Regions from separate parts of the Homo sapiens genome. Here all the other regions are linked to region 1. A link is a loop called in an ENCODE intact Hi-C map of the cell type or tissue named here. Cell type or tissue: heart right ventricle. All regions are shown on one strand. Links, peaks and the distances in the headings refer to the core of each region. The heading gives the core; the rest is flanking DNA. Region 1 holds the start of LOC105369714 (a long non-coding RNA gene). Region 2 overlaps LOC105369715 (a long non-coding RNA gene). Region 3 has its middle 180 kb from the start of IPO8.

Evidence for each region. Peaks named below come from ENCODE experiments on the same cell type or tissue, not always from the same donor. Only the 100,000 strongest peaks of a DNase experiment are listed, where the experiment ranks them.
Region 2: a loop joins it to region 1, with 4 times the contacts of the local background. A loop is called at or near these places in 8 of 110 quality-filtered maps.
Region 3: it touches region 1 in a loop (4-fold over the local background); 13 of 110 quality-filtered maps call a loop at or near these places.

What each region holds. Positions count from the first base shown.
Region 1 is chr12:29,513,722-29,524,803 of GRCh38, forward strand. TMTC1 (transmembrane O-mannosyltransferase targeting cadherins 1) reads right to left here. Exons shown (of 18, transcript NM_001193451.2): 12 at 6,897-6,999; 13 at 4,751-4,886; 14 at 3,706-3,850; 15 at 2,628-2,765; 16 at 761-883. LOC105369714 (a long non-coding RNA gene) reads left to right here and starts at 6,010. Exons shown (of 6, transcript XR_007063258.1): 1 at 6,010-6,099; 2 at 7,212-7,342. In heart right ventricle, for the core only: a CTCF peak has its summit at 6,068 (motif pointing right); no DNase peak of the experiment used is centred there.
Region 2 is chr12:29,884,436-29,895,517 of GRCh38, forward strand. The region is part of intron 4 of LOC105369715 (a long non-coding RNA gene); the gene reads right to left. It overlaps LOC105369716 (a long non-coding RNA gene), which reads left to right. Exons shown (of 3, transcript XR_931477.2): 3 at 6,015-6,128. Among named protein-coding and RNA genes, the nearest start is that of TMTC1, 110 kb to the left of the region's middle. RefSeq lists an enhancer at 430-1,056. In heart right ventricle, for the core only: a CTCF peak has its summit at 5,486 (motif pointing left); a DNase peak (open chromatin) is centred at 5,456.
Region 3 is chr12:30,509,862-30,520,943 of GRCh38, forward strand. It overlaps the pseudogene LOC100422352. Among named protein-coding and RNA genes, the nearest start is that of IPO8, 180 kb to the right of the region's middle. In heart right ventricle, for the core only: a CTCF peak has its summit at 5,681 (motif pointing left); no DNase peak of the experiment used is centred there; H3K27ac peaks cover 316 bases.

The DNA.
Region 1 (11,082 bases), core at 1,784-9,783:
ACCTGTGAATAAGTTTTATTCCAAAACCATAGATACTGAACACCTTGTAAGATGCAAAACATTGTTTTAGAACAGAGAAGGATGCAGTCCCTCTCTACAAGGAAAGTCCAATCTAACTGGGGAGATAAACTATGCAAGGATTTGTGCGTGCCTGCACACACAGAGACACACACACACACATACGGGGGTTAGGGGACGGACCTAATAATACAATGTAATATGTGACACTTTCAAACGACTGGTACCTTCATGAGACAGTCCATGCTTTTTAAGAGTTCAGAAGAAGTAAGGTCACAGGGAATAAGGACGGTTAGGGAGGGCTTCCTAAGGCAGGAGGACAAAGACTGTATCTTGGTGGATGAGTGGAAATCTCATCCTCCAAGTCAAGAGAGGGCATTTCAAGGACATGTGGGAATGTCCAAGGCTTTTCAGGTACTAGTCCAGCTGGAATAGAAGGTCTTGCAGGCAGAGACACAGACAGAGAGAAGCTAGTTTGAGGCCAAAATGTGGAATGCTGTCAACATCAAATTAAACATGATTATTCAGAAAAATAAATGCGCAACTCTGATTCAGTCAAGGGCCAGATGCTCAATGATAAAAAATAAACAAAACTTCGTCAATTAGTTAAAAAAAACTCACTCACTCCATAAACATACATGCCAGTGATCTTAGATCTTACTGTACATGTTTCCTTAAAGATCAAAAGACAATTAATTTTAATCTGTGAATTTGATGATATAATTTTATGATGAGTTTATACCTCAAAAGCTTTGTCGAGAAGGTTCTGCTCTCTTAATTGGTTTCCTTTTGTGAAAAAAAGTTCAGAAATGACTTTTGGGTCCTTTGGTTTCAGCTGGAGAGCCTTGTCTATAGCATCAAGTGCCTGCAGAGGTTGGAAATTAAGACAGAATAAATGCAGATTAGGTAAAGAAAAACTTATTTAACTGATCAAATTTATACTTTTTGTTCCTATGTGTCAGCAGGTATGGTATGTGACAATCAAAGTACAATTCTTGGTCAGGCGTAGTGGCTAATGGCTGTAATCCTAGTACTTTGGGAGGTTGAAGTGGGCAGATTGCCCAGTAGCTCGAGATCAGTCTGGGCAACATGGTGAAACCCTGTCTCTACAAAAAAATACAAAAATTAGCCAGGTGTGGTGGTGCACACCTGTAATCCCGGCTACTGGGGGGGCTGAGATGGGAGGATCTCTTGAGCCCTGGGAGGTGGACCTTGTAGTGAGGTGAGATCATGCCACTGCACTCCAGCCTGGGCAACAGAGGAAGACCTTGTCTCAAATATATATACATTCTTCATTATCTTTGATTTTCTCACTGGGAATTAGTGGCCCTGACAAAATAACTTTCTTACACTCCAGTTTTCCCACGTATCGATGAGTGGCAATAAAATATCCTTGATTACTTTACAGGGAGGTGGTGTGATACAGTTGAAAGAAAACAAGATTTGGCATCAGACGTTTTCCCTGACCATGTGTTCATCTGGACCACCCCACCAGCCCCTCTCAGGTCCTAGTGACCATTCTGCCCCCAGCACCCACTGACCCCACTGCAGCCAAAGATCCCTTCAAAGCAAATATCTGATCATGTTCCTCCTCTCCACAAAAACCCAAAGCTTCTCCCATGGTAAGGAACAAAACCCTTGGCCTGGCCCCAAGGAGTCTCCTCCCAGCAGCCTGTGCTTGCGTTCCTACGGTGCTCCTGCTCCCTCACTCCCATTCCTCAGAGAGGCCCCTCACTGCTGCCACAGGGCTTTGCATGTGCGTTTCCCTGCCCAGAATCCTCCTTGCTTCTTCCTCTGCCTAACAACTCTTATTCTTCATCCAGCCCTCACCTCCACATCACTTTACAGGGAGACCTGGCCTCCCAGACTCATCGGGTCCCCTGATTATATGCTCTTTGGGAGAGGTAGCGCTTCATGATATTCCTGGGCACAGCTATCACTCTACATTTGTTTTGTGAGTACCTGTTTAATCTCCTTCTCTATGGGTTAGCTCCATGAAGACAAGGGCAGTGACTTTTTTTTTTTTTTTTCATACCACTTTATTTCTGATGCCTACTACAGTGGCCAGGACATAGTGGGCCTTCAACAATTACTTCATTGAGTCAGTTTATAAATTTACTGATTATGTGACTTTTAAAATGGAGATAATAACAGTTGTGACATTGGGTCACCCTGTGTTTCCTTCTTATATATTGTTTCATGTAATCTTCCTATATATTCCTCTTCTATATTGTTTTATGTAATCCTCATAACAACCCTGTAAAGCATGGTTGTTATGAGGATTACATAAAACAATATATAAGAAGGAAAATACAAAATAATAAAGCATATAAATGTTGGTCTTGATCTTTATAGACTTAGCTGAAAACAAACTAAGACAATACCACATAAAAGCTTTACACCAAAGATAAGCCAAGAAAAATATTATTACAAGGGGACATCTTAGGTGTTAAGGGGATATCTGTGAAAAGTTTCCAAGAGATAGGATATGCTGACGGATAAGATTTAAGATTTCCCAGGCTTATAAACACGCAAACTGGAGAATCACTTAGGTGCACCCCATGTTTAACCTATGAATCCAAAGAACTCTAAACAATGTCCTTCTTTACCTTGTCGTGGTTCTCCTGCTTGCTATAGATGGCTGACAAGAGGCGATAGCATTCAAGGCATCCGGTCTCCTCTGACACAATGTGATTGGTCATCTTTTCAGCTTCTTTTGTCTGACCCATCACGGCCAAAACCTGAGCCTACAAAACCACATGGACCTTGGCTTAGCAGAGACTTCATTACCTTATCAAATAAAGCATCCCTGAATAGAAGCATTCAGAACGCACTCCTGACAAACATGCTCAGCATCAATTTAGTGACTCATAGAGAAGGCTGAATCACCAGTTTTCAGGTTTTGACTTTTTGCTGTTTGTTTCTTTATTTAGTTTTGTGCATGCATTTGTGAGTGAGTGGCAGAAACACTAAATATATCCAGTGAAATGGCTTGTGGCTTTTAAAAAAGGTTGACCAAATAAGTCAGAAGAGAAAGAATTTCCTCTGATTTCATCAGAACAGTGTGTTTACAGCAAGATAACAAATTTGATTTATTGCACATCTAAGGAAAAGGATGAGTGAAGTTCCAAACACTGAAATAAAAATTTTGTTGGTATGAATGTTAATTTTCCTGAGTCTAATAAATACACTGTGGTTATGTTAGAGAATGTCCTTCTTAGAAACTATTTGCAAAGGTATTTAGAGATAAAGGGGAATGATATATACAACTAATTCCCACATGGTTCAGGAAAAAAATAACACACACTAATAATAGGTATATACAAACATACATATCTAAATATGCACACATATACATGTAGGTACATATACATCTACATATGCATACACAATGGAGTGATAAATGAATCAAAATGTTACAAATCATTGGAGCTGGATGAAAGGGTATATGTAAATTTTTTACTATTCTTGCAACACTTTCATAAGTTTGAAGTTATTTCAAAACAAAAATGCAGTATTTTTGGTGTCCATGTCTTTAGAGAATGGCTCTAACATTAGCTGTATGAATATTCATACAGTGGATATATTACGGCATTCCAGCTCCAGTTTTGAGGCGTGAGGACTACAGCTCTCTCTATGGCTGCCTGTGCTTAGGTTGCCAGCTTCATTTTCTTTCATCCTACTCACCAGTGCCAAGCGGAGCTCCCTCTGAGAAGGCTGAAGTGCTGCAGCTTCCTGGTAAATCTGCAAAGCCTCTTCGTATCGGCCAGTGTTGTAATACAGTGCTCCCAAAGGTGACAATATCTCAGCTTTGTGTGCCACCTGCAGGGCGCTGAGTTTGGAGAAAATCTAAATGACATTTCTCTTCTAATAGGTACATTTCCAAATGTCTAGGCTTAGATTTAGGGAAGACGGTCCATGGTTTGAACCTCTGCTCCAATACGGTCTTTGTTTTTATATCAATAACAAGGTTTTTGGCTTTTTCTTTTTTTTTGAGACAGAGTCTCACTCTGTCACCCAGGCTGGAGTGCAGTGGCACAATCTTGGCTCATGCAACCTCCACCTCCCAGGTTCAAGTGATTCTCCTGCCTCAGCCTCCTGAGTAGCAGGGATTACAGGTGCCCGCCATCATGCCCGGCTAATTTTTGTACTTTTAGTAGAGACGAGGTTTCACCATGTTGGCCAAGTTGGTCTTGAACATCTGACCTCAGGTGATTCGACCATCTTGGCCTCCCAAAGTGCTGGGATTACAGGCATGAGCCACCGCACCTGGCCAAGAACAAGGTTTTTACAAAATGATCATGATGCCATAGTTGGAACGTAAGAATGTCTTATTGACCTATCAATATGGAAACTGAGCCCCAAGGGTCTTTCTCATTAATTATGATGAATTTGTTCTCATGTGTGCATAGTTTTTCATGTATCCTCATTTTTTAAATTGCTGTTTATGATTGGGGTTGCAATCCATGGCTTCAGAAAACAACAAACTGACTAAAGTGGGAATTAAATTTCAACCTTGGTTCAGCACTATAGTCTAACCAGCAAGCCAAAGTCATGAATTATGATCCCATTTATATTGTGGTTGCTTTCTTTGGAGATAAAAATTTGTATCACCTGAATTGGCAAAATTTGCTAGTATTCTGAGAGCACACCTATTCTGATTAACTAAGAAGCTGATGAGTGATTGCTGAGGTTCCTGGGCAACTTATAAAGAAAAGAAAGGGAACTTTACCGCTTGTACCATTCTTCAGCCATGCTGTTCTCTCCCAGTGACCTGTAGAGTCTTCCCAAGTTCACCATGGCCACGTGATGACTGGGGCTAAGTTTGATGGCCTGCTGGTAATGGGCCACTGCCTTTTCTGGTAAGCCTGTAACCAGTGACAGGTTGGTAAGAGCAGAACATGCCTTTTTATAAAAGACATGAACATTTCACTTTCTCTTCTGACTTATAATTCTTTCTCATTATTACAGAGTTATACCAAAATTATTCAATATGCAAATTAGCTTGCATTTCAGCTTCTCATCCTGGCCATTGCCTAACTTTGAACAATTTCACTGTTCATTCATACTTCCAAAAAAATTAACAAAAAAGCAGTAAAAACTAAAACCTATTGTTTTAATTATATATATTATTTTAGTCGAAATTTTTCTGGTCATCGCTCTTGCTAATAGGATGCCTTCAGATTATTAGTGATTGTTATTTATCCAAGATATAACTGGCTCTCATTATATAAAAAATAGAACAGGCTACTGTAGAAATAAAACTGTCCAGAAGCAATTTCTAAGGGTCTGTCTCAATGAACTATACTTCAACATAGCAATTGAAGCATTACTTTAAATAACACATATCAGCTCTATAGTGAAAATCTCTTTTAAAATCATGCACTTTCATTTGAATGGCACTTAATTAATAAGACTTACAACATAATAATGCCACCATGCACTTGTCCAATGCATTATATATTTTTAAATACTTACATTTGTATGGTTTTTGCAGGTATTTTTTTATACAATTTAGCTGCCTTTTGATACTGTTTAGCTGTTTATCAGGATTTAAGAGATATTTAAAAAACCACACACAAAAATTTTCCACTTTACAGATATAGACACTAAAGTGCAAAGATATTCAACAGACTTGATAAAGATCCCAAGGCAAGTGAGAGTAAGGCCAGAAGCAGAATGAAGGCCCTCTACTCTGATAGGTTTCTTCAAAGTAGCTTCCTGGTGAAACTATATTCAGTAACTACACTTTAGAACACTGTGAAATTCTAAATAGAATGGAATGTCTATTATCTACACAGAAATCTTTTCAAGCGTATCTGTTTGAATACAAGTTTGACTAGGAGGTCCCTAGGAGCCTCTGTCTCTGGAGGCAGAGGCTCAATGTCATAGGGTGGTCACAGAGTTATCATTTTTAGGGGTGTGGTGGGGTGGGACTGTTGTTGAAGTAAAAGGAGGAGGGTTAGACCTGCCCAACTAGAGGTTTCTTCTAGTTTTTATATTTTTAAGACAGTTTATTATTATGTGGCCAATGAACCAGCAGGTGGCACTACACAACAATTTTACACAGGCAAAAATAAGGTAAGTTTCTTAGATGTATCAGAATGTAAATTTTATATTCTGTAAAACAAGAGAGCTCCAAATATCCTTGAAAATAAAACCCCTTTAAGCATTTCATATTGAAAAACTAATTAAACTAAATTTTGCTGCAGGGCAGCTAGTCTAGTAATCAACAAGAACAAAGTGGTGCTTTGGCCTTACATTTAAATATAATTTCATTACTTACATTGCATGCCAACAGTACAGAGGCACTACATAAGTCATAAAGAAAAGAGAATTCATGCCCAGTAATGTTTTGCATTAAGTAAGATAAAGTAAGTGTATTTTATATAGCACCTGTCATATAAGAGCATTGTATCAATTTTAATAATGCAGTTTCTAATGTACATCAAGGAAGGAATGATGGAACAATTCTGGAGGCTTTTAAAAAATATGTTATAGAAAAGTATTTACCATCTGCCAGTAACTGCTTTCAGAGGCAGGTTTTGCATCATTGTAGAGAAACATTTCATCATCATGGATTTATAAATATATATAAATAATATTCAAAGAAGATTGGGACTTATTAAATCATAAGGCTACTTCCTGTCCCCTGGGGAGTTTTCCATAGAGAAATGAGTATGAGAATGGCCAGATTTTACTGAATCGAGCTTGAAGATCTAGAGAAATGACAGCCCCGAGGTATAATGACTGTCAATAGTGTGAGCTTCCTGCCAAGCCCAGTGAATTTTACTTCTGAGGATTATTTGCCTTCCATTTTGCTTGATAAATTGTATTAGCTAATCTCAGCAGTACAGTTTCTCTTTAATTTCACTTACCAGTATCAACTAAGAAAACCCCATAGTTGTTGTGTAAATCTGAGCTGTCTGGACAGTTCTTTATTCCAGTTTGGTATATTTCTTCAGCTTCTTTAAACCGCTCCTTTAAAAAGAAAGAAACAAACAAAATAAGTGAGAAAGCTTTCTAAAACCAACAATAACTGAATATTAGGAGCAGGAAAAGCAAAAAAAAAATAAATCTTACTAAGCACCTAATATACAACAGGCTACTGAGATAAGGCACTATGAACTTTGTTTGAATTAAAGGCAATATTAACTGTGTACAAAATACCCAAAATTCATATCTGTATTTAGTTCCCTTAGGGCGAAAAAGATGATGTTTTCTCAAATGGGACCTTTGGAAGGATATGGACCTGTACAACATGCACGCCTACCGGGGAAAAAGGACTGAAAATAGTTGTTCGAATAGGATGCCCTTCACCCCGGTGACTCTCCATACGAAAACGGGGGATGCAAAAATGGTGGAATGTTTTCAGAGGTGGCAATGTGGTTGGGAGGCAGGGCAGTCTGGGGAATTTGTTTTCTAGCTGCATTTGGATAGATGACTCTCTTTTTATCTATATACTGTACTGCTTGTTTTGGGAAGTTTTTGAGGGAAGTAGAGAGGGGAGGCAGATGCAGATGTTGGGGAGGGCTCTGCCCTATCCTTTCATTACTTGAAGTATGTCTACAGCCCACCAGACTGGTGGCTACTTCCCATACTCAGTCCATGCTTTCCACCTCTGAGCTGCTCCCTCCAACAGGTTTATATGTCCCCTCAAGGGTGTACCTCCAACCTGTGTGGCAAGGTTCAGGTCGATCACCACATCTCTCATTCTAGGGCTCCAATTCTAATTGCCCTTGTGTTCTCTTTGTCTAAAGATTCACTTTAGCAAACTTTAGTAATTCTGAGTTACTTTTTAGGTACATTTTTCTTTTTCTTTCTTTCTTTTTTTTTTTTTTTTTGAGACAGAGAGTCTCACTTTGTCGCCTTGGCTGGAGTGCAATGGGGCGATCTCGGCTCACTGCAACTCCTGCCTCCTGGGCTCCAGTGATCCTCCCACCTCAGCTCCCTGAGTAGCTGGGATTACAGGCATGTGCCACCATGCCCAGCTAATTTTTGTATTTTTAGTAGAGATGGGGTTTCCCCATGTTGGCCAGGCTGGTCTCAAACTCCTGGCCTCAAGTGATCCGCCCGTCTTGGCCTACCAAAGTGCTGGGATTACAGGCATGAACCACTGCACTTGGCCCTTTTAGGCATATTTTTCACAACCATTAGAGACTGTTATGTCACACTTACTTTTACTATACAGAAGGTGAAATTAATTAATCAAAGGTTCCCAGATACTAAGACTTATTTACCCACAAGTTAACAAAATGTCATCTTTTCCTAGTACAGCTGCGATGGTCATGTAAAATAAGATGATTTGGCACAAAGCACATGCCAGCTTTAAAAAATACATATATGCCCTGAGTATGGACATTTTCCAAAACCTTATCTCAAGTTACTCCTACCAAGCATTCAACCAGACACATGACAAAGGAATGTAGAGCAACAATTTCCTGAGACGTGGCACCTTAAGCTTGTGATTATGTGTTTAGATATTTACATTGAGGGCTGAACAATAAGCCAAGAAGCCCAAATCTGATTTGACCCAGAAAGGGACATATACTTTACACTCTGTAGAATGACCAATGCCATCTATTTGAGTTCCTACATTTAAGTAACATTAGGGAACAAGGTGTGGTTTGTCAAACTTCATCCACACTCCAGCAAAAATAAGGATCCATGTCTCTAAATATATGTTTTTTAATTGCCAAACTCAACAAATTATCAAATTCAAAAAATTTAAAGATGAATTAAAGTCTCAAAATATTTCCTTTCAATCTATTGAAGAGAAGCTTTCTGAAGCTCTCGTCCATTGAAGGACTGACAATGTGTGTGTGTGTGTGTGTGTGTGTGTGTGTGTAATGAAGACAGGCAGAACAGAAATTATATAACAACCTGAGAAAATTAACATCTAGAGAGTACCATAGGGTGTATATTCATGTATCCATTCATTCCACATGCATTTACTGCAATGGCTATAGAAGTATGACATAGTGGTTAAGAACGAGGCTCCCAAGATTTGACTGCGTGGATTCAAATCCAAGCCCCACCATCTACTGTCTGTGTGACCTTTCTTACCCACCATGTGCCCCAACTGTAAATCAGGGACAACAATCATACTTATCTTATAGGGTTGTTTTGAGGATTAAATCTATTAAAACATTTGAAACACTTAGAACAATGCTCAGCACATGGTCAGCACGTTGGTTTATCATGCTGGTCTTTATCCTTACTTATCCAAAATCTCATAGCTACATGGGGACAGAGAATAGAAGCTAGGTTTTCAGTGGGCCAATGGGGAATTGGGGAGCCCTGAATAAAAGCAGTATTTTTGGAAATAAACAAACATGACTGGCATAAACAGTTACACTTTTGGGTATTTGTCCATCTGTTCATCCATCCAACCTGTCCCTCCCTCCCTTTCCTTGACAAATATTTCACGAACACCATTGTTAAAAGAAAAACTTTAGACAAATTAAATGTAACAAAGTTTATTTGAGCAAGAAAGAGTTCACAGATTGGGCAACCCCCTGAACCAGAACAGGTTCAAGGAGACTTTGCCACTGCCATGTGGTCAGGGAGGATTTACAGACAGAAAAAGGAAAGCGACTTACAGAAAACAGAAGTGAGGTACAGAAATGGCTGAATTGGTTACAGCTCAGTGTTTGTCTCACTTGAACATAGTTTGAACAGCTGGCTGTCTTGATTGGCTGATTGGTAGGAGAGAAATAGGCACAAGGTGGTCTGTTTATGCATCCAGTTAGGTTACAGTTTACTAGGTACAGAGAAACTTTTAGGGCAAGCTTAAAATATGTAAGGAGGCAGTTTTAGGCTACATTTAACAATGCTCCCCTCAAAATTGAGAGGTGAACCAAAACTGTAGGCATTGATTTCACTCTACCACTATCGTAAAGGCACTTATTTGGTCTTAAGTTTTACTGGGAAATAGCAGAACAGTGAGCTTTGTAAGATGGTTTTTTTAGGTTATTTTTTTGAAAGAGAGTACAGGGGACCTCTCTGTGTTGGAATCTCTTGTTTTTTGGAGGGCAGAAAGAAAATTCGCGTCTATTTTAGGACTTACCTGTTTAGGATTTTTTTAAAAAATTTTAATTTGATTATGTCACACTTAGCATGAGTGACTCTATTTTGGTTTGGTCTGGTCTGCTGGGGCCTATTGTATGAACTCAGTCCAAAATAATGGCATCTCCTAATTTTGTTTAACAGTTTCTTCCTTTTGGTTATGATTTTACTTAGGTGAGTGTGACCATTAGGCTTTTAACGCCATTCTCAGTTACCATTATTTTAGGGTTTTGGTCTCAGTACATCATTTATTGGTTATGATGTCTTTATGAGAACACTCTTTTTTGAGTTTTTGTCATCTCAATTAAAGAGAGACCATTTGACATTTTACAAATGGCTGTATGTAACCATTGAAAACTTTTGAGGGAACATAGTGTGCCAGAGAGACAATTATAATGATCAAGAAGATCAAATCAAGAGTTTGGAGTATGCTCCTTAGTCAGCATCTCCATGAACCAAACCAACTAAAATGAAATAGATCAAAGAATGAGCCAGAAAAGGAGTCTACTTGTTTTAATCAAGCAGTCTGTTTATTAATACCCTACAACCAAATCTCTGTAATAGTCAATGCATTTATTTACATGTAACAAATAGAGTCAGTAATGGTACAGATTTTTTTCTGTTTATCCAGTAGACAATCTAGAGTAATTTTATTATCCAGCACAACCTTAGCAAGAGAATTTAAAGATGACTTTTGTGTAATCAGTCTTTGTAGTACAATCTGTTATGGAGCCTATTATGAGGGATGAATTGTAATCATTATCTCCTTTAAATTATGGGAAAAGGGGCCTAAGAATTATGTCTAGAAGAGTGTAAAGAAACTCCATGTTTAAACTTCACTAGAAGAGTGAAGGCCCCTGGCAGTGTTGTTTTAAACCTATGATGTAGGTTAAAAGGAATGAACCAATGTTCTGGTTCTGACTGATTATGGAAGAATAAAGATGCCATTAAATGTTTTTGCTCACATTGGTCCTGAATCTTTTCTACCCAGGCATA
Region 2 (11,082 bases), core at 986-8,985, 370 kb after region 1:
AAAATTACTCCCTCAGAAGGGAAGTGTTCTACCCTGTGTCAGCAAAAAGAGTCAAACTCGGTATTTGAAGGGATTTATTCTGAGCCAAATATGAGTGACCATGGCCCATGACACAGCCCTCAGGAGATCATAAGAACATGTGCCCAAGGTGGTTGGGGCACAGCTTGGTTTTATACATTTGAGGGAGACATGATACTTCAATCAAATACATATAAGAAATACATTGGTTTGGTCCAGAAAGGCAGGACAACTCAAAATGGGGACTTTTAGCTTATAGGTAGATTTTTAAATTTTGTGGGTGACAATTGGTGAGTTTCTCTAGAGACCTGGTATCAGGGGAACCTGCCCCTGATAATTCAATGTTATTTCACGTAGGTTCTTTTCTCTTTCCCTAAGTGTCGGCCGGTCTGAGAAATAAAGGGAAAGAGTACAAAAGAGAGAAATTTTAAAGCTGGGTATCCAGGGGAGACATCACATGTTGGCAGGTTCTCTGTTGCCCCCTGAGCCGCAAAACCAGCAAGCTTTTATTAGCAATTTTCAAAGGGGAGGGAGTGTACGAATAGGGTGTGGGTCACAGAGATCACATGCTTTAAGGGCAACAAAAGATCACAAGGCAGAAGGTCAGGGCGAGATCACATGGTCAGGGAGAAACTAGAATCACTAATGAACTTCCACGTCCTGCTGTGCAGGCATTGTCATTGATAAATATCTTAACAGGGTTGAAGAGCAGAGAACTGGTCTGACTAGAATTCACCAGGCTGGAATTTCCTAATCCTAGCAAGCCTGGGGGCAGTGCAGGTGGCCAGGGGGTGTTTCATCCCTATCTACATCTGCAAAATGCAGACACTCCCAGGGTGGCCATTTTAGAGGCACCGCCCTGGGAATGCATTCTTTTCCCAGGGCTGTTAATTATTAATATTCCTTACTGGGGAAAGAATTCAGCGATATTTCTCCTACCCGTTTTCAGTAATAAGAGAAATAAGGCTCTGTCCTGCCCGGCCCACAGGCAGCCACACTCTAAGGTTAACTCCCTTGTTCCCTGAAAATCGCTGTTATCCTGTTCTTAAGGTGCCCAGATTTCATATCGTTCAAACACACATGCTCTACAAACAATTTGTGCAGTTAATGCCATCATCACAGGGTCCTGAGGTGACATACATCCTCAGCTTACGAAGATGACGGGATTAAGAGATTAAAGTAAAGACAGGTATAGGAAATCACAAGAGTATTGATTGGGGAAGTGATAAATGTCCATGAAATCTTCACAATTTATGTTCAGAGACTGCAGTAAAGACAGGCATAAGAAATTATAAAAGTATTAATTTGGGGAACTAATAAATGTCCATGAAATCTTCACAATTTATGTTCTTCTGCCATGGCTTCAGCCAGTCCCTCTGTTTGGGGTCCCTGACTTCCCCCAACAACCTGGGATCAATAGAAAGGAATGTCTGGGTTAAGATAAAAGATTGTGGAGACCTAGGTTCTTATTTGCAGAGGAATCCTTTAAGTACAAGGCTTCAGAGAGAATTTATTGTAATATTTTTTTATCAGACTTAAGGTCTGTGTTGATGTAAATGCCAGAGAGGTATAATGAGGCATGTTCGACCCCCACTTCCTGTCATGGCCTGAAACAGTCTCTCAGTTGGTAACCTTTAGAAGAGCCCTGTCTGCGCCTGGGCACAGTGGCTCACACCTGTAATCCCAGCATTTTGGGAGACTGAGGTGGGTGGATCACTTGAGCTCAGGAATTTGGAACCAGCCTGGCCAACATGGCAAAATCCCCATCTGTACTAAAAATACAAAAATGAGCTGGGCATGGTGGCACACGCCTGTAGTCCCAGCTACTCGGGAGATTGTGGCAAGAGAATTGCTTGAACCCGGGAGGCAGAGGTTGCAGTGAACTGAGATCAGGCCATTGCACTTGAGCCTAGTTAACAGAGTGAGACTCTGTCTCAAAAACAAACAAACAAACAAACAAACAAAACCCTGTCTGAGAAAGAAGTCCATTCAGATGGTTGGGGGGCCTTGAAATTTTATTTTTGGTTTACACTTGCAAGGAAACTGCTACAATAGGTGTTAGATCAAAGAAGTTACAAGTACTGGGAAAGCACGAGAATAAAAATATGGAAGGTTCTTCGGGGATCCAGAGTTGGCATAGTTCAGAAAGCATCAGCAAAATACATACTCTAAAAGTGTGGGGATTGCCTTAGAAGGCAAGCTCTGTCCCTCGGTTGCAGTAACTAGTGAAGGAACTAGAGGAGTGTAGGGCTGGTTGGAGAGGCTATCTTGAACTTCATTAAGTTCAGAGAGTCACAGAAATGTGGCTACACAACTGTATCATCTCTAAAGGAAACAGTTCTCCACTAGCCTAACAGAGGAGGTAGAGCTCTTGAGTTGCTAAACTAGGAAAGCTACTCTGGCACTTCCTCCTCCTCCTCTAACCCTCCACTTCTAACCTCTTGCAGACAGCTGATTCCTGACAATACAACAATAATTAATTTTTTAAAAGGAAATGTATAGTACTTATTGCCAAACACTCTAAGAACATTTGTGGGAAAGAACAGCAAGACCTTTTGATAGACATAAGTTTTTAGGAAAAGGTGCCATAGAGCAGACAATTAACCAATTTTTCATTAATTAAAAAATGAATAAATCCCAAATATGAACACCAAGATAGACAAACTCAGGGAAGAGAGGAACAGAAAACAGAAGGTGATGGCAGACCTCAGGACATAAACCAAGGGAAAAAATTACAGGCATACAAAGTATATTAGAAAGAGCACAAGGGAGATTTGACACTATTGAGACCACATTAAAGGACATAGAGGGTAGAAATAAGAAAAAAATAAAATAATGAGAAATAAAGTGATATGATAGACAAATAAGAGCTATAGTATTACAACTCTATATATGCTATAAAGCATAGCTTTATGCTAAAAAACATAGCTCACATATGCTTAATTGGAATTCCAAAGAAGAAAACCAAAAGAAAGCAACAGAATGAATATTTTCACTTAGAATTAAAGCATACTCAGGGCACACTAAGCAAGAGTTGGCCCAGAACCATCAACACTGAGTCACACCTAGGTAAGGTTGCTATCTTGAAATATGCAGCACAAATCCCTTTTGGAACCCTTTAAAGATGCAGAAAGGCACAAGGGTGAATAAACTCACTTTTAAAAGAAAGAAAATCAGGATGGCTTCAGACTTCTCCACAGAAACATTCAATACCAAAAGATAGCGAAGAACCAGCTACAGTGTACACAAGAAAAGAAAGTGAGTCAAATATTTTACATTCAGCCAAACCTTACTTTAAGTAAGAAGGGACATAATTTTTTTGTTTTGCTTTGATCTCATGTTTTAGAGAATTGGATTAATCAATCTGAGTTCTTTCTATACTCACATCAATGTTCAATGCCCCATCTTATTTTATGGGTGTGTGTATGCATGTGTATGTGTATATCTGTAATTATGTATTATGAATGTAGTTTGCCTATATGTTTCTACATTAGTATTTGGGTAGCATCTGTGTAATAATGTGTCCAGAATTGGTGGATTCTTGGTCTCGCTGACCTCAAGAGTGAAGCCGCAGACCCTCGCGGTGAGTGTTACAGTTCTTACAGATGGTGTGTCTGGGGTTTGTTTCTTCAGATGTTCAGATGTGTCCAGAGTTTCTTCCTTCCGGTGGGTTCATGACTTGCTGACTTCAGGAGTGAAGCTGCAGACTTTTGCAGTGAGTGTTACAATGCTTAAAGACAGTTCGTCTGGAGTTGCTCATTCCTTCCAGGGGGGTTTGTGGTCTCGCTGGCTTCAGGAGTGAAGCTGTAGACCACCTAGGTGAGTGTTACAGCTCACAGAGGAAGCACAGACCCAAAGAGCGAGCAACAGCAAAACGTATTGCAAGCAAAAGATCAAAGCTTCCACGGCATGGAAGGAAACCCAAAGGGTTACTGCTGTTGGCACGGCTGGCCTGCTTTTATTCCCTTAACTTGCCCCACCCACATCCTGCTGATTGGTCCATTTTACAGAGAGCCAATTGGTCCATTTTATAGAGAGCTGATTGGTCTGTTTTACAGAGAGCTGATTGGTCTGCTTTGACAGAGTGCTGATTGGTGCATTTACAAACCTTTAGCTGGACACAAGAGTGCTGATTAGTGCGTTTATAATCCTTTAGCTAGCACAGAGTGCTGATTGGTGCATTTATAATCCTTTAGCTAGACAGAAAAGTTCTCCAAGTCCCCACCAGTCCCAGAAGTCCAGCCGGCTTCACCTCTCACTGACACTTGCCGGACTTTGCGGCACCTAGCCCAGGCACTTTGGCAGCCCAGAGGGAGCTCCTCACAGACAAACAAGAGGAAAAGAGGGGAAGGGAGAAAGAGATGGAGACCCGCCATCGTGGCCAACGGCCCCGTGAAGAGGGAACAGTGGTCCACACATGGGGCCCAGCAGGCACCAGCAGGCTGTGCCCAGTGCGGGGTCCACCAAGCCCATAGCCCACCCGGAACCCCCCCCAGCCCACCAGCGCTGTGCGCAGCCTGGGCTCCCGCCCGCGCCTCTCTCTCCACACCTCCCAGTGAGCAGAGGGAGCCGGCTCCAGCCTGGGTCAGCCCCAGAGAGGGATCCCGACAGCGCAGCGGCGGGCTGAAGGGCTCCTCCAGCGCGGCCAGAGTGGACGCAGAAGCCGAGGAGGTGCCAAGAGCAAGGGAGGGCTGCTACCACGTTGTCACCTCTCAATAACATGATAAACTCATGGCCCCAACTACTAGAACCAGAATATTATACTAACATGCCTACCCACGGGCCCCTCCATCATGCCCTATCTCTCTGCCTCCCTACATCAGAGGTCAGCGCCAACCTCAATCATGTGTATGTGCATGTGTGTTCCTAAAATATATAGTTTTTAAAATTTGTTTTAACTTCTTGCAAAAGTTATTTTGCTACATAGGACCTTCTGAAACTTCAAATCTACTACTGCATCCATTACAAGAAACACAATTATTTTATATATCATCACAATAGTTAGAAACCACACCAGTTACTTGAGCAGAGAAATTTTATATAAAACACCAGTACTAGGTATAAGGTTGTTATCCACTGAAAGGGCAAAAAGAGAACTCTAAGGTATCATAGAAGAAGGAGCTATCATCCCCTATGGCTTAGAAAACAAAGGAAACTAAGGGATAAACTTAGAAAAGGGCCCCTGTGGGGCTGAAACTCAGATGTCTGAGGAGGCACTGCCCAATTGCTGCTGGTGCCTGACCCCAGAGGAGGGGCCTTCCTAAGGCTGGGACCCAGGCCTCTGAGGTGGAGTGTTACCACACTGGTTCTGTAAATAATGGAAGAATTACAAGCTGATTCAGCTGCTGCTGTGGGAATGAACTGCCACTGCTGCTGTGAAGAAAGATTGGCAGGGATGGAGGTCACAGGAACAGGAAGAGCAAATCCTTCTTCCTTCTCTAGCAAGGCAGTCTCCTCTGGCGCCCCCTATTGACGAAAGTCTTCATGGAGTCAGTTGGCAAAGCACACATCTGAATTTGCAGTCTCCTGCCTGCAGTCTCATGCGTTACATCAAACAGCCGATTATGGAAGGTGAATTTGGAGCTGAGAGGCAATCTCTTAATAAGTGGCACAACCAGTAATAAAGAAAAAAGTCCTTACAAGTCAGCTCAGAATTCTAAGATGCTATAAGAAAAACTGCACGTTAGAAGAGATGAAACATGGAACATTGCTGATTGGTTCATATTGTTGAGTTTAGCTGTAGATCATTCATTTTGATGCTATATAAAATTTCATTATGGGAGTATAGCTTAATTTATTCATTCTTTTGTTGAAAAGCTTTTAGATAATCTCCAGCTTTTGCCACTGTAACAATGTTGTTATGAATATTCTTGTTCATGTCTTCTGATAAATTTGTTAAGATTTTCTCTTGAATATAAATGTAGGCATGGAATTGCTGGCTAATAGGGTTTGTAAATGTTCAATATTAAAATATGTTACCAAACTATTTTCCACAGCGGCTGTACCAATTTACATGGCAACCTGCGATTGATAGATCCTATTGATGACATTCTCTCCAGGACATGGTATTACCAGATGGCTTTGAATATGTAAGAGCTCAGTGAAGCATTGCTCACAGGAAGGTGAGATCTAATGGAAAAGTTATTCATTTTGAAGAAACGACAAGAGGACACACTCCAGCCAATACATACATGACTGACTGGGAAAATTTTGGCAAAGGACTGGTGGCGAGAGGTCCAGTTTCATGTATCTGATTGCCTACATGACATCTTCCTTTGGATGTCTGACAAACGCATCACATACTTAGGGTGTTTTGATGGTGAAACCCCATCTCTACTAAAAATACAAAAATTAGCTGGGCGTGGTGGCGTGCACTTGTAGTCCCAGCTACTCGGGAGGTTGAGGCAGGAGAATCGCTTGAACCTGGGAGGCGGAGGTTGCAGTGAGCCAAGATCGTGCCACTGCACTCCAGCCTGGTGTCAGAGCGAGACTCTGTCTCAAAAATAAATAAATACATTAATTAATTTTAAAAAAAAGATGAACTCCTGAGAGTCTCACCAAACCTGTTCCTCTGGTTGTCTTCCCTATCTCAGTTAATGCCAATTTCATCTAGTTGCTAAGATGAAAATCCTTGAAGTCACCTTGCTTCTTTTTTTTATTATTATTATCCAAATTATCCGTAAGTAAAATCTTTTGGATTTACTTTCAAAATGAGTCACGAATCCAGTCACTTCTGATGAACTTCACAACACTGCCACACTGGTTCAAGCTACCATCATTCCCTCCTGGATTATGACAGCCTCTTAACTATTCTCCCTGATTCTGTCTTTGCCTCCCTTCAGTGTTTTTCTATGTCTTAGCAACTGCAAGGATCCTTTAAAAATGTAAGCCAGATCATATTACTCCTCTGCTCAAAATTCTCAAATGGATTCCTAACTTAGTACAAATGTGAATACACTTATAATCTTTTTTTTTTTTTTTTTTTTGAGACAGAGTCTTGCTCTGTCACCAGGCTGGGCTGCAGTGGCATGATCTCTGTTCACTGCAACCTCTGCCTCCCGGGTTCAAGTGATTCTCCTGCCTCAGCCTCCCAAGTACCTGGGACTACAGGTGCGCACCACCACGCTTGGCTAATTTTTGTATTTTTAGTAAAGACGGGGTTTCACCATATTGGCCAGGCCGGTCTCAAACTCCTGACCTCGTGATCCACCTACCTTGGCCTCCCAAAGTGCTGGGATTACAGGCGTGAGCCTCCGCGTCTGGCCATATAATCTTAAAATACATCTTTACAATCCTCTACAAGGTTCATGTAAGGTGGTACCCCATGAGCTTTCAACCTCACCTCCTACTACTTCGCTCCTTGCTGTTTTTCAAATGAGCCAGATATGATCCTGCTTAGGGCCTTTGCACTGGTTGTTCACCCTCCCTAAAATACTCTTTTCTCAGCTGTCTGCACAGTGCAGTCTCTCTTCAAGTCTTATTTAAATGTCATGTTCTCAATGGGTTTTTCTGCTTTCCCTGATTAAAATTACAAACCGCCTACTCGGCATTTGCTATTCTATGCTTTAGTGTTCTCCAGGGTATTTATTACCATCTAATACACAAGTAGCAGGTATCATTAAATATAAGAAACCATCAGTTACAAAAAACACTATAATTTTATGTCCTAGGAAATTAATTAAAAATTGGTGCCAATAAGACTTACATATTGCATTCTTATCACTTCAACATTATTTTATATTTATTGAAAGAGCTATTTTAGACAACATTGATTTTTATTATGTATCACTGTTGTGCAAACCCAACAGAAAAATATCAGCAGAACAAGTTGCTTAAATTGTTTAAGATATTACTAAAATTCCATCACATTTGGAATTCAGCTGTTTTAGATCATGGGACTGGTATTAATTGACTTGGGTGTTTTTCCACGTAGCCCCGTGCTTTGTGCCATCAAGAGCTTTGGTGATGGTGCATTTCTCAAGAGCACTCTACTGTTGTCTCCAGGATCTTCTCCCAAACTGCTGACTTCATTCTACAAGTTCTGATACACATGCTCAGGCAATAGCAACTATGTCCTACAGCTGACAGCCAGACTGACAACTGGCTAACAGCATCATAAGGCATGTATACATCTCTGAGATCTTAAAACGTGCAAATATGTGGATCTTAAAATAAATTAATCATAGCATTTGAGTTGCTTGTTTGTTGCCTGTCTCTCTAGATGAGCATGTAAGCTTGAAAATGGCAGGACTTTTGTTTGTTTTGTTTACTGCTATAATCTCAGCACCTAGCACAATACTTGGCACGTAGTTGTTAATTTCTTCTGCTATGCCAAGAATCATTAAATTAGAATAATGAATCATGCTTTCTGTTAGGTTCCACAAAACACCTGTGAGGTTGTGTTGAATGGATAGATGAATGAATGAATGAATGAATCCTCCCTACCCTGAACTATTCTTTCTTTTTAAAATTGTCAAAAACTTAGGACTTGTTCTTTAGACCACTGTGAGGCTCTTATTCTGAATTAGATATTTGCCATTCATGCTTTTTATAGTTGATAACAAGAGTAGGAAAATGGGTGGATTAAATACTATACTCTGAAATTGTACATCTTTAGTAATACTGTATCTGAGAACGCACTATTGCTTAAAAAGTGAATCAAAAACATTTATAAATAGAAACTGTCAATCGTCAGAGCTGGGAAAAAGATAAACATTGCTCAGATGAATAACTGGAAATTTTATTATGTCAGCATAAAAAAAAACCAAATTGACTTGGTGTAATGTCCGCTGATTTTGTTTTATTGTCAAACTGTCACCTACTCAAATGCCACATATTCTACAAACAGAATAGGGAGACAATTTTTATTAATTTGATTCATTTATTTAGAGATGAATTCTCACTATGTTACCCAGGCTGGACTCAAACTCCAGGGCTGAAGTGATCCCCCCAACTCACCTTCCCCAGTAGCTAGGACTACAGGCCTGTGCTACCATGCTAGGCCAGGAGACAAGTTCTAGCTTGGTTCCTTCATTTGCTGCCTTTAACATCTTGGTATATTTAATTAGCATTTGTTGGGAACCCACAGATACATGATGCATGCAAAATTACAGAAAAAAAGAAACAGAGAAGAGATAAGGACAGCATGCCTAGAGGGAAGATCATTTCAAATTCATTATTTAAGTCTAGATACTGAGACCAGCTCTTTCTGCACATTGTATATGGGAGCTAATCCAGTACATAGGAAACTTAAAATGTAAAAACTTACTTTTCTAGTGTAATCACACAAAACTTATAGTTATTATTTTCATTTTTAGCTAAATTAACATTTAAAAAGTTTTTTGGCAATTATATTATAGCTTTTAGCTGAATTTGCAGGGTTTGACTGAAATTTGGAACCACACATATTCTGTTGATTCCTATTGTATCAGTGAGCAGAGTTGAGATAAGAGAATAGGGATCTTCTACAGGAATCAAAGCAATTTGAGTGATGACTCTTTACTTTTCATCACTCTCAATATTTTTGTCATCTGAAATAGTTAATAATAACACAAACGAAAGCCTCTGGAAATTCTAGCATGCTCATCATGCATAAAACTCTTCTATAAATTTACTTTTCAGTGTATTGTCATTGTTATCTTCAAAAACAGTGAGGTGCATAAGGAATGGATGATGAAGTCAATTTCATATGTATGCCCTTTATGGATTTATCACTTTCATGGTTGTGCTCTGTAGCTACTGAGGAAAGTAATCAGAGAGACTCAGAAATCAACAAGTACTAACTACTTAAAGTGTGTGCCCAGCCTAGGGCTAAGTACTGAAGTGGAGGTGATTTGGGGAGAGGAATAAAGTTTGTATGTTTGTGTGTCTCTCTGTGTGTGTGTGTGTGTGTGTCTGTGTGTGTGTGTGTGTGTACACACATATATATCTCTATATATCTTTAAGCTGCTTTACCACTGAATTCCTAGCATCAATGCCTCCATATTCAATATGATAGGTAATTACATAGCATGCCTCATTTTAGAACCCAAAACATATGGAACTTTGGAATTTTTAAAGTTATTATTATTATTTATTTTAAAGATTTTCACATTTTTCCTCATATCCTAATAGCGTGTTCATTTTCACCATTGCATGTTTTTTACTTATACTTTCTCTTCTTTATGTTTCCTTGTTTTACTTTTAAAGTGCAAATAATCAGAATATATCAGATTAAGAAACTTTCCATCTCAAAAAGTCTAAGTCAGTATTTAATGAGTCTGGGATGGATAGCAAGACTGTTGTTAATACAAACTAATTTTTTAAAAAATAGTGGAGTAAGTTTGTCTTAGTCCATTTGGTACTGCTATAACAGAATCCTTGAGGCTAGGTGATTTATAGTGAACAGAAATGTATTGACTCACAGTTCTGAAGGCTGAGAAGTCTAAGATTGAGGTGCTGGCCTCTGGTGAGGGCCTTCTTGCTGCATCTTCCCATGATGGGAGGCATGACATGACAGAAGGGCAAAGAGACGGCAAGAGAGAGCAGAGAGCCAGCAAGAGGAAGCTAGACTTGTCCTTCTACAGGGAATCCACTTCTGTGATAACAGCATTAACTCAATCATGAGGGCAGTGCCCCCATAATCGAAATGCCTCTCAATTGGGTATCAAGTTTCCAATGCACAAGCATTAGGGTGCATATTCAAACCATAGCATTCTGCCTCTGGCCCCCCAAGTTTATATCCTTTTCACATACAAAATATAATCACCCCTTCCCAATAGCCCCAGAGTTTTAACTTGTTCCGGCACCAAGTTCAAAGTCCAGAGCCTCATCTAGATCAGATACAAGTGAGACTCAAGGTATGATTGATTTGTTTTGAGGTAAATTTCCCTCCAATTGCGAGCCTGTGAAATCAAACAAGTTATCTACTTCTAAAATGCAATGGTGGGACAGGACTAAGATGGACATTTCCATTCAAAAAGGGGAGAAATTGGCAAAAAGGAAAGAGTAACCGGTCCCAACTAAGTCCACAACCCAACAGGGTGAATCCTAAGGCTCCAGAATAATTTTCTTCGACTCTATATC
Region 3 (11,082 bases), core at 2,039-10,038, 1.0 Mb after region 1:
GGCGAAAGCCAGAGCAAGAGAGAGAGAGAAGGTGCCACACACTTTTAAACAACCAAATCACGCAAGAATTCACTTACTATCATGAAGACAGCACCAGAGGGATAGTGCTAAACTTCTCGTGAGAAGTCCAACCCCACGATCCAAACACCTCCCACCAGGCCCTACCTCCAACATTGGGGATTACATTGCAACATGAAGTTTGGGCTGGAGCACACATCCAAACTATATCAGTGTAATTGTGCATAGGTGGGTTTTTAATAGGTTTTTATTTTTAAGAGACAAGATCTTGCTCTTTTACCCAGGTTAGAGTGCAGTGGCACAATCATAGCTCACTATAACCTCAAACTCCCTGGGTTCAAGAGATCTTGCCACATCGGCCTCCCAAAGTGTTGGGATTACAGGCCTGAGTAATCCTTGTCAATTTTTAGGTTTTTTTTTAAGTACAATTTAGTGGTTTTTAGTACATTCACAAAATTGTGCAACCATCCCCATGATCTCACACTAGAACATTTTCATCACCCCAAAAAGAAGCTCTGTACCAGCCGGGTGCAGTGGCTCATGCCAGTAATCCCAGCACTTTAGGAGGCTGAGGTGGGCAGATCACCTGAGGTCAGGAGTTTGAGACCAGCCTGGCCAACATGGTGAAACCCTGCCTCTACTAAAAATACAAAAATTGGCCAGGCATGGTGGCAGGTGCCTGTAATCCCAGCTACTCAGGAGGCTGGGGCAGGAGAATCACTTGAACCCGGGAGGCAGAGGTTGCTGTGAGCAGAGATCGCGCCATTGCACTCCAGCCTGGGTGACAGAGGGAGACTCCGTCTCAAAAAAAACAAAAAGAAGAAGAAGAAGCTCTGTACCCATTAACACTCGCTCCCATTCTCCCCTACCTCCACCCCCTGGCTTCCATTAATCTACTTTCTGTCTCTATGATTTGGTCTTTTCTGAACATGTCATATAAATGGAATCATACCATATGTGTCTGGCTTCTTATGCTCAGCACATTTTCTAGGCTTATCCATGTTACAGTGTGTATCAGTACTTCATTCCCTATTACGGCAAAACAATAGTCCATTCCATGGATATACCACATTTTTATCCATTCATCTGTTAATGGACATGGGATTGTTTCCACTTTTTGGCTTCTATGAACAATGCTGCTATCAACATTCATGGAAAAAGGCTTTGTGGGACAATATATTTCCATTTCTCTCAGGTAAATATCCAGGAATAGAATTGCTGGGTCATATGGTAACTTTGAGTTTTTGAGGAGTTAACCAAACTGTTTCCCAAAGTGACTGCACCATTTTACATTTTCCCTATTATTGAATGAGGGTTCCAATTTCTCACATCCTCTCCAATATTTGTTTATTGTCCATCTTTTTTTTATTATAGCTTGGGCTACCGTCCTAATGCCTATGAGGTAGTCGATCATTGTAGTTTCTCTTGGCACTTCTCTAGTGAGTAATGACATTGAGCATCTTTTCATGTGATTATTGGCAAGCCATATTTCTTTTTTGAGTGAAGTATCTGTTCACATCCTTTGCTCCTTTTAAAGTGGCTTATTTGTCTTTCGATCACTGCAGTATACGAGTTCTTTATTCTGGATGTAAGTCCCTTATCAGATATATGATTTACAAATATTTTCGCCCACAACAAATATTCTGTGGGCTGCCTTTTTACTTTCTTGATGGTGTCCTTTGAGGCACAACAGTTTAAATTTTGGTGAAGTCCAGTTTTTCAAATTTTTCTTTTATAAATTGTAGTTTGGATGTCGCATTTAAAGAATTATTGGCCTAACACCAGATAGGGAAGATTTTTCTGTATGTTTTCTTCTAAACCTTTTATAGTTTTAAATTTTATGTTTAGGCCAGGCGCGATGGCTCATGCCTGTAAGCCCATCACTTTGGGAGGCCGAGGTGGGCGGATCACGAGGTCAGGAGATCGAGGCATCCTGGTTAACACGGTGAAACGCCGTCTCTACTAAAAATACAAAAAAAATAGGTGGGCATGGTAGCAGGCGCCTGTAGTCCCAGCTACTTCGGAGGCTGAGGCAGGAGAATGGCGTGAACCTGGGAGGTGGAGCTTGCAGTGAGCCGAGATCGCGCCACTGCACTCCAGCCTGGGCGAGAGTGAGACTCCGTCTCAAAAAAAAAAAAAAATTATGTTTAGATCGATGGTCCATTTTTAGTTAACTTTTGTCTAAGGAATGAGGTTTAAGTTGAATTTTTTAATTTTCCACATATTGATGTCCAATTGCTTCAACATAATTTGTTGAAAAGATTATCCTTACCCAATTGAATTGCCGTTGCATCTTTGTCCAAAATCAATTGTCTGTATTTGTGTCAGCCAATTTCTGGACTCTATTATGTTCATTCATCTAAATGTTGCATTTATGACAAGACTACACTGTCTTGATTACTGTAACCTTATGTTAAATGTCAAAGTTAGGTAGTTAAGTCTTCCAAAATGTTTTGGCTATTCTGTATACTTCTATATTTTAAAGTCAATTTGTCAATTTCTACAAAAGCCCTCCTGAAATTTATGATTGGGATTTCACTTAGTTTATACATTAATTTGGGCATAATGACATCTTAACAACTTGAGTTTTTTAACTCAAGAACATGGTTTATCTCTCCATTTTTTTGGCTCTTCTTTAATTCCTTGTGGGAACGTTTTATAGTTTCAACATAGAGGTGTTATAAATACTTTGTTAAAATGTCTCCTAAATTATCTTCATGCTTTTGTGGTGCTACTGTAAATTGTATCTTTTACAGTTTTTTTTAATTGTCTATGGCTAGTATATAGGAAAACAATTAATCTTTGCATATTGGCCTTTTATCTAGCAACTTTGCTAAATTGACTTACTAGTTATAGTAGATTTTATTATTTTTTTGGTGAGCACTTGGAATTTTCTACATATGTAATCATATCGTCTATAAATAAAGATCATTTTACTTCTTATTCAATCTGTATACATATATATATATAGTGTGTGTGTGTGTGTGTGTGTGTGTGTGTGTGTGTGTGTGACAGAGTCTTGCTCTGTTGTCCAGACTGGAGTGCAGTGGCGCGATTCTCAGCTCACTACAACCTCCGCCTCCTGGGTTCAAGCGATTCTCCTGCCTCAGGCTTCCGAGTAGCTGGGATTACAGGCACCTGCCACCACGCCCAGCTAATTTTTGTATTTTTAGTAGAGACGGAGTTTCACCTTGTTGGCCAGCCTGCGAACTCCTGACCTCAGGTGATCCACCCACCTAGGCCTACCAAAGTGCTGGGATTATAGGCGTAAGCCACTGTGCCTGGCTCTTTGCCTTATTGTACAGACTAGGACCTCTAGTACAATGATGAATTAAAGTAACAAGAATAGACATCCTCGTCTTGTTCCCAATATTAGTCTTTCCCCATTGTCTTAGTCTGTTTGTGCTATTATAACAAAATGCCATCAACTGGGTGGCTTATAAACAACAGAAATGTGTTTCTCACAGTTCTGAAGGTTGAGAAGTGCAAGATCATGACAGATCTGGTTTCTGGTGAAGGCGTGCATGCTTTGTGGCTCGTAGATGGCACTTTGAGTTTGCCGTGTCCTCACTTGGTGGAAGCAGCAAATGCACTCCCTTGGACCTCTTTTGTAAGGGCACTAATCCTATTCATGAGAGCTCTGCTTTCGTGATCTAATCACCTCCTAAAGGACCTGTCTCCTAATACCATCATCTTATGGGCTAGGATTTCAACATACGAATGAACACAAACATTCAGACCATAGCAAGTATTAATTGGTGTGTGTGTGTGTGTGTGTGTGTGTGTGTGTGTGTATCTTAGAAATGGGGTCGTGATCTGTTGCTCAGGCTGGAGTGCAGTGGCACAATCATGGCTCACTGCAGCCTTGAACTCCTGAGTTCAAGTGATCTTCCCATCTCAGCATCCAAGTAGCTGGAACTACAAGTGTACACTATCACGCCCAGATAATATTTTAATTTTTTGTAGAGATGAGGTCTCATTATGTTGCTCAGATTGGTCCTGACCTTCTGGCTTCAAGTAATCCTCCTACCTCAGCCTCCCAAACTGCTAGGATTATAGGCATGAGCCACCACGCCTGACCAAGTATAATTTTAGTTGTATGTTTTCTGTTGATGTTTAGAGCATTATTTTTTATGCTTTCCATCAAATCAGGTAATGGTTTGGCAAAAATATGTGCATAAATATTGAAATGATTTAGACTTGGGACTAAATTCCCATCTTGCCTAAGTTGAGTTGCCCTTAACAGGGAACTGGCTCCAAATATGCAGAGGAATCCCCATAATGTGGGAAGCAGCTGCCTGCTGGGGTTCAGAAGCAATTGCCTCAAAGAGCTGATGAATACAAGGTATTTCAAAGGACCAAATGCAAAGAGGGTTGAAACTAAAATTACTAGTACCTACTCTCTGCCAGACCCTGTGTGAGGCCTCTTATGTGAGTAATCTCCATTTCTTTTCTTCCTCTATACAGAGCCAGAACTTTTGAATAATTTTACTCTTCCGTCTTCAGCAGGGGAGAGTAAAATGCACCAAGGCAACCAACGCTTTTCTAATCACACCATGTGGGAGAGTCTCCCAGGCTGCCTTATGGGGTTGCTGCAACGACCCAAATCTGATACTGTAGACTAATTAGCCAAACGAGGGGGAACAACTGATTTCCTCTCTGATTTGTGAATTGAAGAAAGTTTCTTTTATCACCACCATGTAATATGAATTTATATCCTCCAGAAAGTTTTTATATATGGCTTGTGCATAAAGTCGATTCAGAAGACCACCTCCCAACCCCCAAAACTAGATGTTGTATCACCACTATATTTCCCAGGGATGCACTTGGAAAACTTGGCACTTTATATCATTTTTTACCAAATTCTAGAGGGAAGAAAAAAGGCCCGGGGCGGGGGGGTTCTTTCTGACTATCTAATCATTTTCAGATGCGGAACTGAGGCTCAGGGAGTTTAAGCAGCCTGCCCAGGCTTGCACAGCCGTTGGTGACAAACCCTGGTGTGGAATTCAGTGTTTTAAAAACTCATACGACTGTCATTTTCACCAGGACCAGCATAAGTACTAAATCCACTTACATCATAATTAACTAGCCTATTGAGGTTTTTCATTGACCAAGCTCAAATTTTTCAGTTCCAAATATGTGAACACCTGATCTAGTTACTTATAATTGTTGTTGAATTGCATTTTTAGGCATTTTCGTCTTCCCTTAAATGGATAAAAGATGAAGAAAGTACCGTGACAAATTTTGTGGAGAACATTTAAAGATATTTCTATGGAATAGTAGATGTTTTTTCCAAGTTATTGTGACATCTTGAACATATAAAGGAGTGCACAAAATGTAATTCAATTTTTTTCTCTATGTGTGTTTATTCAGACTGGATGATACAGCCATAGAAAAATACGTGCTCCTAAAAGATTCTCTAATTCAGACTTTTTACAATTTAACTCTCAAAAGTCAATTTTTTATAAGAGATTGCAATGTCTAGTCTTTATGCATAATTTAGTCTGGCAGAAAAAAGGAGGAAAACTTACCCTTTTTCATTTGAGAATTGACATTGTTTGGGGATCAAAAAGTAAAGAAAACATTTTAAAAGATTCCCACAAAGGAATAGAAATTAAGAAGCCCACCCATAGCGTAGACTCATATTGTGGTTAATAGGGAGTTTACTGCCACCAAGTGGTTTGCTAAATCTGTTTAATTCTGTAACTGGTGTTTCTCAAATCCCTTTTCAAAGTGTCTTGTTAGATACAGCAAGTCAGCCAGCCAGTGGTACCACTTCCCAAACTTTGTTACACAATAAGATAATGTAGGAACCTCTTTAAAATGATCGATGCCTGGCTCTCATGCCCAGACACTCTTGTTAATTGGTATGGAGTGTGACTGGGCCATTTAGATATTGATTTTTCTTTTTAGAGATGGGAGGCTCACTAGGTTGCCCAGGCTGGACTCAAACTTCTGGGCTCCAGCCATCCTCCTGCCTCAGCCTCCCAGTTAGTTACATTTTTAAAAGCTCTCCAGGTGATTCTAATCTGTAACAAAGTTTGAGAACCTCTATCATCGAGAATTATAGATTACCACCCGACAGTTATTGAACGGACAAGAAAATACAGGATGGCAAAACGTGATGTTGGTGCTGATCCGGGAGCCACCGTTACCCTAAGGTGCTTATCGCATTTAACCCAGAGCCCCTAAGAGTTCTATTAATGTCAACTGAACACCTTTACCAGAAGTTTTCAGACTATTTAGCGTGTTTGGGTACTTGAGGAGTCAGTATGTGCCGTGATTAAGAGCACGGACTCGGAGCCAGATACATGAAGGACCCAACCACTGCCCTACCCTAAGCAAAGTTCCTAGCTAACTGGGTGACTGTGGGCAAATTCTGTGGCATTCCTACACCGCGTTTTATGTTTTTTTATTGTTAAAAAGGAAAGCTAAGCTAATTCCTGTGTCTTAGTCTGCTAGGGCTGCCATAACAAAATACCACTGACTGGGTAGGTGATGGAAACCACAGAAATGGATCTTCTCACAGTTCCAGAGGCTGGAAGTCTAAGATCAAGGTGTCAGCAGGTCTGGTTTCTTCTGAGGCCTTTTTCCTTGGCTCATAGGTGGCTGCTTTCTCACTGCGTCCTCTCATGGTCTTTCCCGTGTGTGTGCATGTCCCTGGTATCTATGTGCCTCTAAATTTCCTCTCATTATAAGGACATCAGTCAGATTGGATTAGGGCCTATCCTAATGGCCTCATTTTAACTTAATTACTTTCTTAAAGCCCTATTGTCAAATACAGTCACATTCTGAGTTATTAGGGAGTTAGGGCTTCAACATATGAATTTGGGGGTGGGGGACAAAATTCAGCCCATAATAGCCTGTTTCTAATATTTAAGGAAAATTAAAAGCAACAATGCAAATAAATCACTTAGCAAAGTACCTGGCAGAGAATTAGTACGCAGTAAATGAGGAGACTTTCTAGGATGATGGACATGTCCTATATCTTCACTGTAGTGGTACTTACGCACATCAAAACTCATTGAATTATGCACTTAAAATGTGTATTTGATAGTGTGTATATTATAACTCACGCTGATTTTAAAATATTAAATTATTACTGATCAATTTCTCCATGTCAAAGACTTCCTACAAAAACATTTTAAACTTTCAAGGTATAAGAAACCAGTCAGCCTGAATCAGTGACTAATTACCCCCAAAAGATCCCCAAGAAAAAGTAGGATTATCCTAGAATGCACAGCTAAGAAGTCTTACGCCTGAAGTCTAGGCATCTTTTAATAGTCCCATGCAAAACAAAATTACCCAACAAGATGAATTTCCTGGAAATATGTCACCCCCTCAAGGGATTTCAAGAGGTGTAGTTTTTCATTAGAAGCAGAACTCCTAGCATGCGACTTTGTTATTAATGGAGGACCCCAAGTATTTAAATTCACTGATTGTCTTAAGTGCCAGTTATTCTAGAGACTTAGTACAAAAAGTCTTACAAACTTCCATTTGAAATGAAAATTTAAAATATTGAAAAAAAATTATATTCCTCAGCAGACTCTGAATAGCATCCAAGTCAAATTATGGTAGAGATCACATGTCCTGAGGGATTCAAATTTCAACCTTGGCTTCCTAAGTCTGTATTTGTCCTTGCGATAATTCCCAAGGTGATGTTGATAAAGACTTAGGAAACTTCAGAAGTGGAGCTCTGCTAACTGTAACACCAGGAGGAAAATTACCAGGAGCATTTTAGATCTTTCTTTTTAAAAATTCCCATTAAAGGATTTCTTCCAGACATAATTTTGTGTGAAAACACAAATATATATGCACACATAAATGCACACATCTATACATAATAGCCCTCTACAATGCTTTGCATACCACCTAAAGGTCTTTCTTATCAAATGAATTAGATGTTGTTTGAGTAAATGAATGAATCAACAAGAAAGCTGCATTAAGGGAAGTGCAGGGACCTACTGGACAGCAGGTTGATGATAGGTAATAATTATGTATTATATACTTGAAAAAAAAAGAGAAGTACAAAGTTGGTGTGATGTCTCAGGCCTGTAATCCCAGCATTTTGGGAGGCCAAGGCAGGAGGATTGCTTGAGCCCAGGAGTGCGAGACCAGCTTAGGCAACACAGCAAGGCCTTGTCTCCACAAAAAAGTAGAAAAATTAGCTGGGTGTGGTGGCGTGTTCCTGCATTCCCAGCTACTCAGGAGGCTGAGGTGGGAGGATCACTTAAGCCCAGGAGATCAAGGCTGCAATGAACTATGATGGTGCCACTGCACTCCAGCCTAGATGACACAGCGAGATCCTGTCTCAAAAAAGAAAGAAGTACAGCTGTAATTTTATTATAAACATGCAACTTTAAGACCAGGAATTGGCCAGGTGCAGTGGCTCACGCCTGTAATCCCAGCACTTTGGGAGGCAGAGGCGGGCAGATCACGAGGTCAGGAGATGGAGACCATCCTGGCGAACACGGTGAAACCCCCTCTCTACTAAAAATACAAAAAATTAGCCAGGCATGGTGGCGGGTGCCTATAGTCCCAGCTGCTCGGGAGGCTGAGGCAGGAGAATGGCGTGAACCCGCGAGGTGGAGCTTGCAGTGAGCCGAGATCGCACCACTGCACTCCAGCCTGGGCAACAGAGTGAGAGACTCCGTCTCAAGAAAACAAAAACCAAAAAAAACAGTAATTGGCCTAATCACAATAAGCAAGGAGTCACGTGTTTGGCTACTTCCCTAGGGAAATCACTAAGACCTGCACTTCACACAGTGCCTGGCACAGAACAAACAATGATAAATATTTGCTAAACTGAGTCATTAACAAGTAAGGTCTGTGTGGGAAATACAATTTTGTTCAAGGTCTGTGAGAGCAAACTGCCTTCTATGTGAAATCCCTTGTAACAAGCTGCTTCAGGCACTTCAGAACAAAAACTAAGGCAAATTAAATTTCACTGAGTTTAATTGAGCAAGGAACAATTCACGAATTAGACAACCCCCAAACCAGAGTAGGCACAGAGAGAGTCCAGCGCAGCCACGTGGTGGAAGATTTACAGGCAGAAAAAGGAAAGTGGCCTACAGAAAACGGAAGTGAGGTACAGAAGCGATCCGGTCGTTTACCGCTCCGCATTTGCCTTATGCAACCTCGTGGCAGGCCAGTTTTCCCTGACAAACACACAAACAGGCCTGCATGACAGTCACACAGACAGGCCTGCATAGCACTCCAGTTACACAGACAAATTTTCACAGAGCTGCCTTAACATTGAGCAAATAGTTAAACCCGGCAAAATCGGCGCCCAGACAGCAAAGCTAGAAATGAAACATATGGTCAGTAGGAGCCTTGCGTGGGCTTCTCCCTAACCTGGAGCAAACCAAAATAATAGAGACAGTCTTTCATTCCTAGTGCCAGGACCCGTCTCGGGTCAACGAAATCTGAGACAGTCAAGGTAACAGAGGCAGCTGTTCGAATAGATTCATTGGAGAGTCTAAGGCAGCTCTCCGGACCAAGCTGTAAAGGAGATAAGATAGAAATAATCACTCTGGTACCACAGCAGACAGGCCTTGAAGGTACTGAGGCCCTTTTAATCAGACTTAGTTTGCCTCTGACCTTTTAGTTGAAACAAAATTAGTTACCAATAGACTTAGGCGAATGCTACACTGCACACAGGCGCATAACCCCAACCTATATAAGCACTAAGAAAATTGTAACACTTTCGAGTTGGTCTGCTGGAATTATCTCTGGCCTTCTCCCTGCATCCGATTATAGCCATAAATTCCCTTCTTTCCTAGTTTGTCTGCTTCTCCTTATTGGGCCTTGAGAAAACGCAGCCGGACCTGGCTTTGTTCCGGGAACAACCTCAGTTTGAACAGTTGGCCATATTTAATTGGCACAAGAGTAGGCTACTATCTGTTTACACAACCAGTAAGGTTACAGTTCACTAGGTACTGAGAAACCTTTAGGTTGGGCTTGAAATATGTAAGGAGGCAGTTTTAGGCTAAATTTAACAAAAGTTACAATTAGAAAAGAAGAATGTGTTCTGATGTCCCACTACACACTAGGGTGACCATTGTCAACAATAGGTATTGCATATCTCAAGATAGCTACAAGAGAGGATTTGAATGTTCCCACCACAAAGAAATGATAAATTTTTGAGGTGATGGATATGGCAGTTACCCTGATTTGATCATTACACAAAGTTGAAATTGAAACATCACACTGTACTCCATAAATATGTACAATGATTATATGTCAATTAAAAATGAAAATAATTTTTTTTGCAACTTACTTCACTTTTTTATTATACTTTAAGTTTTAGGGTACATGTGCACAACGTGCAGGTTAGTTACGTATGTATACATGTGCCACGTTGCTGTGCTGCACCCATTAACTCGTCATTTAACATTAGGTATATCTCCTAATGCTATCGCTCCCCACTACCCCCACCCCACAACAGGCCCCGGTGTGTGATGTTCCCCTTCCTGTGTCCATGTGTTCTCATTGTTCAGTTCCCACCTATGAGTGAGAACATGCGGTGTTTGGTTTTTTGTCCTTGCAATAGTTTGCTGAGAATGATGATTTCCAGTTTCATCCATGTCCCTACAAAGGACATGAACTCATCATTTTTTATGGCTGCATAGTATTCCATGATGTATATGTGCCACATTTTCTTAATCCAGTCTATCGTTGTTGGACATTTGGGTTGGTTCCAAGTCTTTGCTATTATGAATAGTGCCACAATAAACATATGTGTGCATGTGTCTTTATAGCAGCATGATTTATAGTCCTTTGGGTATATACCCAGTAATGGGATGTCTGGGTCAAATGGTATTTCTAGTTCTAGATCCCTGAGGAATCACCACACTGACTTCCACAATGGTTGAACTAGTTTACACTCCCACCAACAGCGTAAAAGTATTCCTATTTCTCCACATCCTCTCCAGCACCTGTTGTTTCCTGACTTTGTAATGATCGCCATTCTAACTGGTGTGAGATGGTATCTCATTGTGGTTTTGATTGGCATTTCTCTGATGGCCAGTGATGATGAGCATTTTTTCATGTGTCTGTTGGCTG